Regions from separate parts of the Homo sapiens genome. Here region 2 is linked to region 1. A link is a contact called in ENCODE Hi-C or POLR2A ChIA-PET data. All regions are on one chromosome and are shown on one strand. The core of a region is the stretch at or near the end of the contact, and the rest is flanking DNA. Distances in the headings are between cores, read along the strand shown.

Region 1 (4,631 bases), core at 192-2,691:
TAGTGATGGTGGGAAGCAGGCTTGGTGCCAGGAGGGGCGTCAGAGGGTGAATAAAAGCAGATAGAGTGTTTGGGGGAGGTAGCCAGCCAAAGGGGGTGAGGCCCGGTGGAAGGGAAGAAGGGACATACACGCAGAGCTTTGCAGCTGAGGGTTTTAATTTTTTGAGATGGGGTCTCTGTCCCACCAGGCTGGAGTGCAGTGGCACAATCACAGCTCACTGCAGCCTCGAACTCCTGGGCTCAAGCAATCTTCCTACCTCAGCCTCTTGAGTAGCTGGGACTACAGGCATGCGCCACCACGCTCGGCTAATTTTTGAACTTTTTTGTAGAGATGAGGTCTCCCTATATTGCCCAGGCTGGTCTCGAACTCCCAGGCTCAAGTGATCCTCCCTCTTCAGCTTCCCAAAGTGCTGGGATTACAGGCATGAGCCACCATGCCTGGCTAATGCAGGTGAGGTTTTTGCAGTGTCATCCAGCTAAGGCGACCCGTTCCCCTCCCAAAAAAGGGAGACTGAGAACCATGAAGTTAAGAGCCCAGAGAATATCACGGTGGTCTGGGGTGCTTCAAGGGCTGGTCTGGAATAAATTGGAGGTGGCACGCAGGGTAGGAGCGCCGGGCCAACTGGGAGACCCAGCAACATAAAGGAAAAGTTGTTGGGGCTGAGGAGGCTTGCTGAGAGAGGGGAAGTGAGGGAAAGAGGTGATCTAGGGACACGGTGTGAATGAGGGGGGGATGAGATCACAGGGTTATTACTGGGAGACCCCTGAGGGAAGATGGCCACAGGGACAGGACAAGGCTGTCTTCTTAAGGGAGGAGACCACCCCTCATATTGTCTTATGCCCAATTTCTGCCTCCAAAGAAAGAAAAAGTAAAAACTAAAAGGCAGAAATGAAATCCACAAGCAGACAGCCCGCGCCACACCCTGGGCCTGGTGGTTAAAGATTGACCCCTGACCTAATCCGTTAGGTTATCTATAGATTACAGACATTGTATAGAAAAGCACTGTGAAAATCCCTATTCTGTTTTGTTCCGATCTAATTACCGGTGCATGCAGCCCCCAGTCACGCATCCCCTGCTTGTTCAATCGATCACGACCCTCTCACGTGCACCCACTTAGAGTTGTGAGCCCTTAAAAGGAACAGGGATTGCTCACTCGGGGAGCTCGGCTCTTGAGACAGGAATCTTGCCCATTCCCCGAACGAATAAACCCCTTCCTTAACTCAGCGTCTGAGGAATTTTGTCTGCGGCTCCTCCTGCTACATTCTGAGTGGGGAAAGGGACTAAGGTGGTCTGAGGACCCCACAGAGTCAGGAAGATTGAGAGGTGAGAGTGCTGAACGGGGAGGGGCTTTGGGGCTAAGGGAAGTGCCCGGGACCCCACCTGACCCCAACGCTCACGGGACAGGGGCAGAGGAGAAAAACGTGGGTGGACAGAGGGAGGCAGGCGGTCAGGGGAAGGCTCAGGAGGAGGGAGATCAACATCAACCTGCCCCGCCCCCTCCCCAGCCTGATAAAGGTCCTGCGGGCAGGACAGGACCTCCCAACCAAGCCCTCCAGCAAGGATTCAGGTTGGTGCTGAGTGCCTGGGAGGGACACCCGCCTACACTCTGCAAGAAACTCAAAAAGGGAGATGAGGGGATCGTGGGAGGGAGGTAGGGAGGGAGGAGGGTGCCACTGATCCCCTGAACCCCTGCCTCTGCCTCCAGAGTGCCCCTCCGGCCTCGCCATGAGGCTCTTCCTGTCGCTCCCGGTCCTGGTGGTGGTTCTGTCGATCGTCTTGGAAGGTAAAAGTGGGATGGGAGAATTGCGGAGTTGGAGATTTGGAAGAGTGAAGGTGGCTACAGGCCTGGGGTCCCGGCTTAGAGGACCTCTGAGAGCTCCGGGGCCCCTTCTGGGTCGTGGTTGCCTCATCGTGGTCGGGTGGGTCTCCAGGTTCTCCCAGGCTCAGTCCCGCAGGCGCCAAATCTGCGCAGGAGAGCACTAGCAACCGATGACGTATTGAGGCCCACACCTCTGGGATTGGCTGTCCTGCTTCGACAGCCTTGAAAGTGGGTAAGCTGGGTGGGGGGCTCTGGGAGAGGTCAGTGCTGAGTAAGGCAATTCCCAGCAGCTTGAGCCCCACCAGGTCACTCCAGTATTCCTCCCCATTCTTTTTTTTTTTTTTTTTTTTTCTCTTGAGACGGAGTCTCGCTCTGTCGCCGAGGCTGGAGTGCAGTGGCGCGATCTCGGCTCACTGCAAGCTCCGCCTCCCTGGTTCACGCCATTCTCCTGCCTCAGCAGGACTACAGGCGCCCGCCACCGCGCCCGGCTAATTTTTTGTATTTTCAGTAGAGACAGGGTTTCACCGTGGTCTCGATCTCCTGACTTTGTGATCCGCCTGCCTCGACCTCCCAAAGTGCTGGGATTACAGGCGTGAGCCACCGCGTCCGGCCATTCCTCCCCATTCTAACCACATGATCCCCAAGGATCTCTATCCATCCCGGTATCCCAACCTAAGGGGGTTCCAATAACAAATTTTTGGCCGGGCAGGGTGGCTCATGCCTGTAATCCCAGCACTTTGGGAGGCCGAGGCGGGCAGATCACTTGAGGTCAGGAGTTCGAAACCAGCCTGGCCAACATGGTGAAACTTCGTCTCTACTAAAAATACAAAAAAATTAGCCAGGTGTGGAGGCACGCGCCTGTAGGCCCAGCTACTCGGGAGGCTGAGGCAGGAGAATCACTTGAACCCGGGAGGCGGAGGTTGCAGTGAGCCGAGATCATACCACTGCACTCCAGCCTGGCTGACACAGCAAGACTCCGTCTCAAAACAAAACAAAACAAAAATAGCTGGGTGTGGTGGTGCACACCTGTAATCCCAGCTACTTGGGAGGCTGAGGCAGGAGAACTGCTTGAACCCGGGAGGTGGTGGTTGCAGTAGGCCGAGATCATGCCACTGCACTCCAGCTTGGGCTACAGAGCAAGACTCCATCTCCAAAAAAAAAAAAAAAAAAACAAATTTTGAACCCCTGCCCATCTTCCTGGCAGGCCCAGCCCCAGCCCAGGGGACCCCAGACGTCTCCAGTGCCTTGGATAAGCTGAAGGAGTTTGGAAACACACTGGAGGACAAGGCTCGGGAACTCATCAGCCGCATCAAACAGAGTGAACTTTCTGCCAAGATGCGGTTAGAACCCTTCCCAGGGCACGGGAGAGCTGGGGTGTGTTTTTGGGTGGAGCCCTGGCAGATGGTCCAAGATGAACAGATTGAAAAAAAAACAAGTCCTGGAGAGGCTGACAACATCCCTCTGGTCACACAGCTAGATCTCAAGGTGCTCAGACTTCAAGGACAGTTTCCCTGACTCCCATCCAGGCCATATTTTAAAAGATGGTCTTGGGCTGGGCACGGTGGCTCATGCTTGCAATCCCAGCACTTAGGGAGGCCGAGGTGGGCTGATTGCCTGAGGTCAGGAGTTCGAGACCAGTCTGACCAACATGGTGAAACCTTGTCTCTACTAAAAATACAAAAAAATTAGGCAGGCATGGTGGCGTGCACCTGTAATCCCAGCTAGTCGGGAGGCTGAGGCAGGGGAATTGCTTGAACCAGGAAGGTGGGAGTTACAGTGAGCCAACATTGTGCCAGCCTGGGTGACAGAAGGAGACTCTGTCTCAAAAAAAAAAAAAAAAAAAAAAAAAACAAGATGGTCTTGCCCAGGTATGGTGGCTCACACCTGTAATTCCAGCACTATGGGAGGCTGAGATGGGAGGATTGCTTGAGCCCAGGAGTTCGAGACCAGCCTGACCAACATGGCGAGATCCTGTCTCCATTTAAAAAAAAAAAAAAAAAGATGGTTTTGTGAGGTAATGAAAATGAAGGCCCCAAGCTTGGCCAGACCTGGGTCCCCAGGCTGGAGTAGCACCCCTTCCTGTGTGATCTTGACAGAGGGGCATTACTGTGAGCCTCAGTTTCCTCTCCTATAAACTGGTGGTTCTACAGGGAAGTAAAGGAGCAGGCCTACAGGGTGTCTGGTACATGTAGATGCTCAGTATATCATGAAACCCACCCTTGCCCCCTTTGGCAAGTTAGAGAGTCATTCGTTCTTTCAAAAATATTTACTGAGCATCTGCTAAGTGCTGGAAACTGTTTCAATGTGGGGAATAAAACAGTGAAGAACGTGCCGAGCACGGTGGCTCACACCTGTAACCCCACCACTTTGGAAGGCCGAGGTGGGTGGATCACTTGAGGTCAGGAGTGCGAGAACCCCGTCCCTAATAGAAATGCAAAAAAAATTAGCTGGGCATGGTGGCCCATGCCTGTAGTCCCAGCTCCTTGGGAGGCTGAGGCGAGAGGATTGCTTGAGCCCAGGAGATCTAGGCTGCAGTGCGCCATGTTTGTGCCACTGCATTCCAGCCTGGGTAACAGAATGAGACCCTGTCTCAACAAAAAAAGAAAAGAAAAGAGAAGAAAAGAGAAAAGAAAGACAGGGAGGGAGGGAGGAAGGAAGGGAGGGAGGGAGGGAAAATAGAGCCAGGCATAAACTTAGAAAGATCGTTTGGAGGCCAGGCACAATGGCTCACACCTGTAATCCCAGCACTTTGGGAGGCCAAGGCAAGCAGATCACCTGAGGTCAGGAGTTCGAGACCAGCCTAACATGGAGA
Region 2 (4,353 bases), core at 639-3,138, 110 kb before region 1:
AAGAAAGAAAGAAATCCCCACTGGCTCCCCAGGGCTCTAAGAACTCAAGCCAAAGTCCTCTCCGCCGCCCAAAGACCTGGGGCTGGGGATCTGACTCTTCCCCACCTCTCTGATCTCCCCTACTCCACCTCCTTTCCGGCAACATTGGACCCTTGCTGCTCTTCTAACTTGCCAGCAAGCCTCCACTCACTCGGAGCCTCTGTCTGGATCCTTCTTGCACTCAGGCATCAGCTGGGTCATTCCCATCTCCAAGAGGCCTCCCCGGCATCTTCCCTCTCCCAGGCACTTTGAAGGACATGGAACTTGCTCTGGGACATTTCCTTGTTCAGGAGCTGATCAGTCACTGCGAGCCTCGGGTTCAGTGGAGCATCAGCTCCACCAGGACAAAGATAGTTTTCTGTCTTGTTCACAGCTGTCTTCTCAGAGCGAAAAACAGGGCCTTGGCCTGGCGCGGTGGCTCATGCCTGTAATCCCAGCACTTTGGGAGGCTGAGGCAGGAGGATGGTTTAAGCCCAGGAGGTCAAGGCTGCAGTGAGCTATGGTCCCATCACTGCACTCCAGACGAGGCAACAGAGCGAGACCCTGTTTTGCTTTGTTTTGTTTTGAGACAGTTTCGCTCTTGTTGCCCAGGCTGGAGTGCAGTGGTGCAATCTTGGCTTATGGCAATCCCCACCTCCTGGGTTCAAACGATTCTCCTGCCTCAGCCTCCCAAGTAGCTGGAATTACAGGAATGTGCCACCACCCCTGGCTAATTTCGTATTTTTCATAGAGACAGGGTTTCACCATATTGGCCAGGCTGGTCTCAAACTCCTGACCTCAGGTGATCCACCCACCTCGGCCTCCCAAAGTGCTGGGATTACGGGTGTGAGCCACCGCGCGTGGCCCCTGTTTTTTCGGTTTGTTGTTGTTGTTGTTGTTGTTTTTAAAAAAGAAAGAAAAGTAAAGAAAGAGAGAGAGAAAGAAAGGGAGAGAAAGAAGGAGGGAGAGAGAAAGGAAAGAGAGAGAAATAGAAAAAGAAAGAAAGGGAGGGAGGGAAAGAGAAAAAAGAAAGAAGGAAGGAAGGAGAGAGCGAGAGAGAAAGAAGAAAGAAAGAAAAGAAAAGAAAGAAAAAGAAGAAAAAAGAAAGAGAAAAGGAAAAGAGAATAAAAGAAAGAAAGGGCCTGACCCACTGGAGAGGCTTGGGAACTGTCTGTGGGGCACACAAGTGAGCAGAAGGGTGGACACATGGATGGACAGGCGGACAGACAAACTGAAACTTCATCCTACACGAGTTAGAGGTGAGAGGGAAAAGGCAGCATGGACTAGGGACAAGGCCAAAGGTCCTGTCAGATGGTGGCCGCCACCACTGTGTCACCCCTGTCCAGGGCCTGTGAAAGGACGTCCACCCAGGCTGCAGCCTAGCAGAGACATTTCTTCATCTCCTCCCCCCAGGCACTTTTGGCCCTCCCCAGACTTCGGGCCCCTCTTCTCTTGCCAAGAATTAAGGCTGTGGCCTCAGCCGCGCAGGAAGCCACCTCCAGCCCCCAGGTGGTCTGGGACTCCCAGGTCTAAGACAAAGGGGACAGGGAAGAGGGGCAGAGGGAAAGATTGGATGCCGGGAATCAACCGCCCTCTCAAAATATCTCCATTGCAGAGACTCCTAAAGGGGAACTCCCCTCCAGCTGCGCTGGGACCCCAGGACCCTGCCCCGGCCTGAAGGCCAGGTGAGTCCATTCCCTAACCCTCCCTGGCCCACTCCACCCCACTCCACCCTCCTCCACCTGGAGGTGACCTCATCTAACCCACCCCTCTCTCCGCCTACAGGGCACCCAGATGTGCTGCTCAAGGGAGCCCCAAGGGCTGGAAGGGGGTTGTGAAACCGAAATAAACTGCCAAGCCTGGTCTGTCCTCCAGGGTGCAAAGGAAGAGTGCAGTGGCCAGCAGGGGGCAGCAGAGGGCAGCAGGCACTGGGAAAGGGCCGTCCCCAGGCCTGGTCCCCACCTGAACAACAGGAGTCCAGGCCCCAGCCCCTCCTCCCTCAGACTCAGGAGTCCATACTCCAGCCCCTCCTCCCTCAGACCCAGGAGTCCATACTGCAGCCCCTCCTCCCTCAGACCCAGGAGTCCATACTCCAGCCCCTCCTCCCTCAGACCCAGGAGTCCATACTCCAGCCCCTCCTCCCTCAGACCCAGGAGTCCATACTGCAGCCCCTCCTTCCTCAGACCCAGGAGTCCATACTCCAGCCCCTCCTCCCTCAGACCCAGGAGTCCATACTGCAGCCCCTCCTCCCTCAGACCCAGGAGTCCATACTGCAGCCCCTCCTTCCTCAGACCCAGGAATCCATACTGCAGCCCCTTCTCCCTCAGACCCAGGAGTCCAGGCCCCAGCCCCTCCTCCCTCAGACCCAGGAGTCCATACTGCAGCCCCTCCTCCCTCAGACCCAGGAGTCCATACTCCAGCCCCTCCTCCCTCAGACCCAGGAGTCCATACTGCAGCCCCTTCTCCCTCAGACCCAGGAGTCCAGGCCCCAGCCCCTCCTCCCTCAGACCCAGGAGTCCATACTGCAGCCCCTCCTCCCTCAGACCCAGGAGTCCATACTCCAGCCCCTCCTCCCTCAGACCCAGGAGTCCATACTGCAGCCCCTCCTTCCTCAGACCCAGGAGTCCATACTGCAGCCCCTTCTCCCTCAGACCCAGGAGTCCAGGCCCCAGCCCCTCCTCCCTCAGACCCAGGAGTCCATACTGCAGCCCCTCCTCCCTCAGACCCAGGAGTCCATACTCCAGCCCCTCCTCCCTCAGACCCAGGAGTCCATACTGCAGCCCCTTCTCCCTCAGACCCAGGAGTCCATACTGCAGCCCCTCCTTCCTCAGACCCAGGAGTCCATACTGCAGCCCCTTCTCCCTCAGACCCAGGAGTCCAGGCCCCAGCCCCTCCTCCCTCAGACCCAGGAGTCCATACTGCAGCCCCTCCTCCCTCAGACCCAGGAGTCCATACTCCAGCCCCTCCTCCCTCAGACCCAGGAGTCCATACTGCAGCCCCTCCTCCCTCAGACCCAGGAGTCCATACTGCAGCCCCTCCTTCCTCAGACCCAGTAGTCCATACTGCAGCCCCTCCTCCCTCAGACCCAGGAGTCCAGGCCCCAGCCCCTCCTCCCTCAGACCTAGGAGTCCAGGCCCCAGCCCCTCCTCCCTCAGACCCAGGAGTCCAGACCCCCAACCCCTTCTCCCTCAGACCCAGGAGTCCAGGCCCCAGCCCCTCCTCCCTCAGACCCAGGAGTCCAGACCCCCAACCCCTTCTCCCTCAGACCCAGGAGTCCAGGCCCCAGCCCCTCCTCCCTCAGACCCAGGAGTCCAGGTCCCCAGCCCCTCCACCCTCAGATCTTCAAATGGAATCTGGGGCCAGGCACGGTGGCGCACGCTTGTAATTCCAAGGCTTTGGGAGGCCAAGTGGGAAAGACTGAGCCTAGGAAGCTGAGGTTGCAGGGAGCTGTGATTGTGCCACAGCAATCCAGCCTGGGTGACAGACCGAGATCCTGTCTTAAAAAAAGAAAAAAAAAAAAAAGAAACTGGGCCCCCAGCCTTCTCTGTGATACCCAGGAGTCCTGCTCTCAGGATTTAGAAGTCCAGAATCCCAAGTTTTCTGAGAATCGGGCATCCAACCCTCCTGCTTCATCATGGCAAAAAAAATCCCTGGACCTAGACCCAGATATCCAGGTTAAGTCCCTGGTCAAAAGGACCACACATTTCCCTGATGGTTATCCACCTTGCCTTGCCACGGTCTGTGCTCATCCCTCTCTCTGTCCTTCATTCCTCTCTGACATCTTTCTCCCAGAGTAACTGCTAACTTCCAGTCTAAATCTTGCTGAGGAAGAAGAGATACCACCTCATGATTCATCTTGGAGTGGCCCAAGCCTCCCTCCACCTTGTTTAAATTGCCCCATTCCCGGAGACCTTGCCCTGTGCCCAGCGCTGGGCTGAGCAATGCTGACCAGGAAGCAGTGATCACTGCCCCACTAGGGCTCACCTTCCACTAGAGGAAAGAGACCTGTCCCTAGACAGTGATGACCCAGAGTGGGCATGGCTGGGGTAGGGAATCCCAGGGGGCTACAGGAACCCAGAGTGGGCACCTGACTCAGCCTGGGAGGTCAGGGAGTGCTTCCAGGAGGAGGCGATGTCTGAGCTGATACTTAAAAGATGATGAGGCCAGACGTGGTGGCTCATGCCTGTAATCCCAGCACTTTGGGAGACTGAGGCAGGCGGGATGCTTGAGCTCAGAAGTTTGAGAACAGCCTGAGCAACGTGATGAAACTCCATCTCCACAAAAAATTTTGGAAAAATTAGCCAGGCATGGTGGCACATGCCTGTAAGTCCTAGC

Evidence for each region. Hi-C counts contacts between places; a loop is a spot of excess contacts on that map. ChIA-PET counts read pairs that join two places held with the same protein, here RNA polymerase II (POLR2A). Pooled maps may share reads with other maps.
Region 2: a pooled map shows a loop between it and region 1 (2.2-fold over the local background). The contact joins the enhancer-like site here to the promoter of APOC1 in region 1. A Hi-C loop is called at or near these places in 2 of 50 pooled maps. POLR2A ChIA-PET finds 5 or more read pairs at or near these places in 6 of 52 experiments (H1, HEK293, HepG2 and 3 more).

What each region holds. Positions count from the first base shown.
Region 1 is chr19:44,913,167-44,917,797 of GRCh38, forward strand. APOC1 (apolipoprotein C1) reads left to right here and starts at 1,442. Exons shown (of 4, transcript NM_001645.5): 1 at 1,442-1,567; 2 at 1,706-1,783; 3 at 3,024-3,159. The coding sequence starts at 1,726. RefSeq lists enhancers at 1-237, 996-1,755, 1,756-2,513 and a promoter at 455-1,581.
Region 2 is chr19:44,798,748-44,803,100 of GRCh38, forward strand. CBLC (Cbl proto-oncogene C) reads left to right here. Exons shown (of 11, transcript NM_012116.4): 10 at 1,634-1,703; 11 at 1,804-1,905. The coding sequence ends at 1,696. Among named protein-coding and RNA genes, the nearest start is that of BCAM, 8.2 kb to the right of the region's middle. RefSeq lists an enhancer at 1,691-1,740. Within about 2 kb of position 1,889, at least 4 of the 41 ENCODE cell types and tissues checked have a DNase peak (open chromatin) inside an H3K27ac peak, as active enhancers do.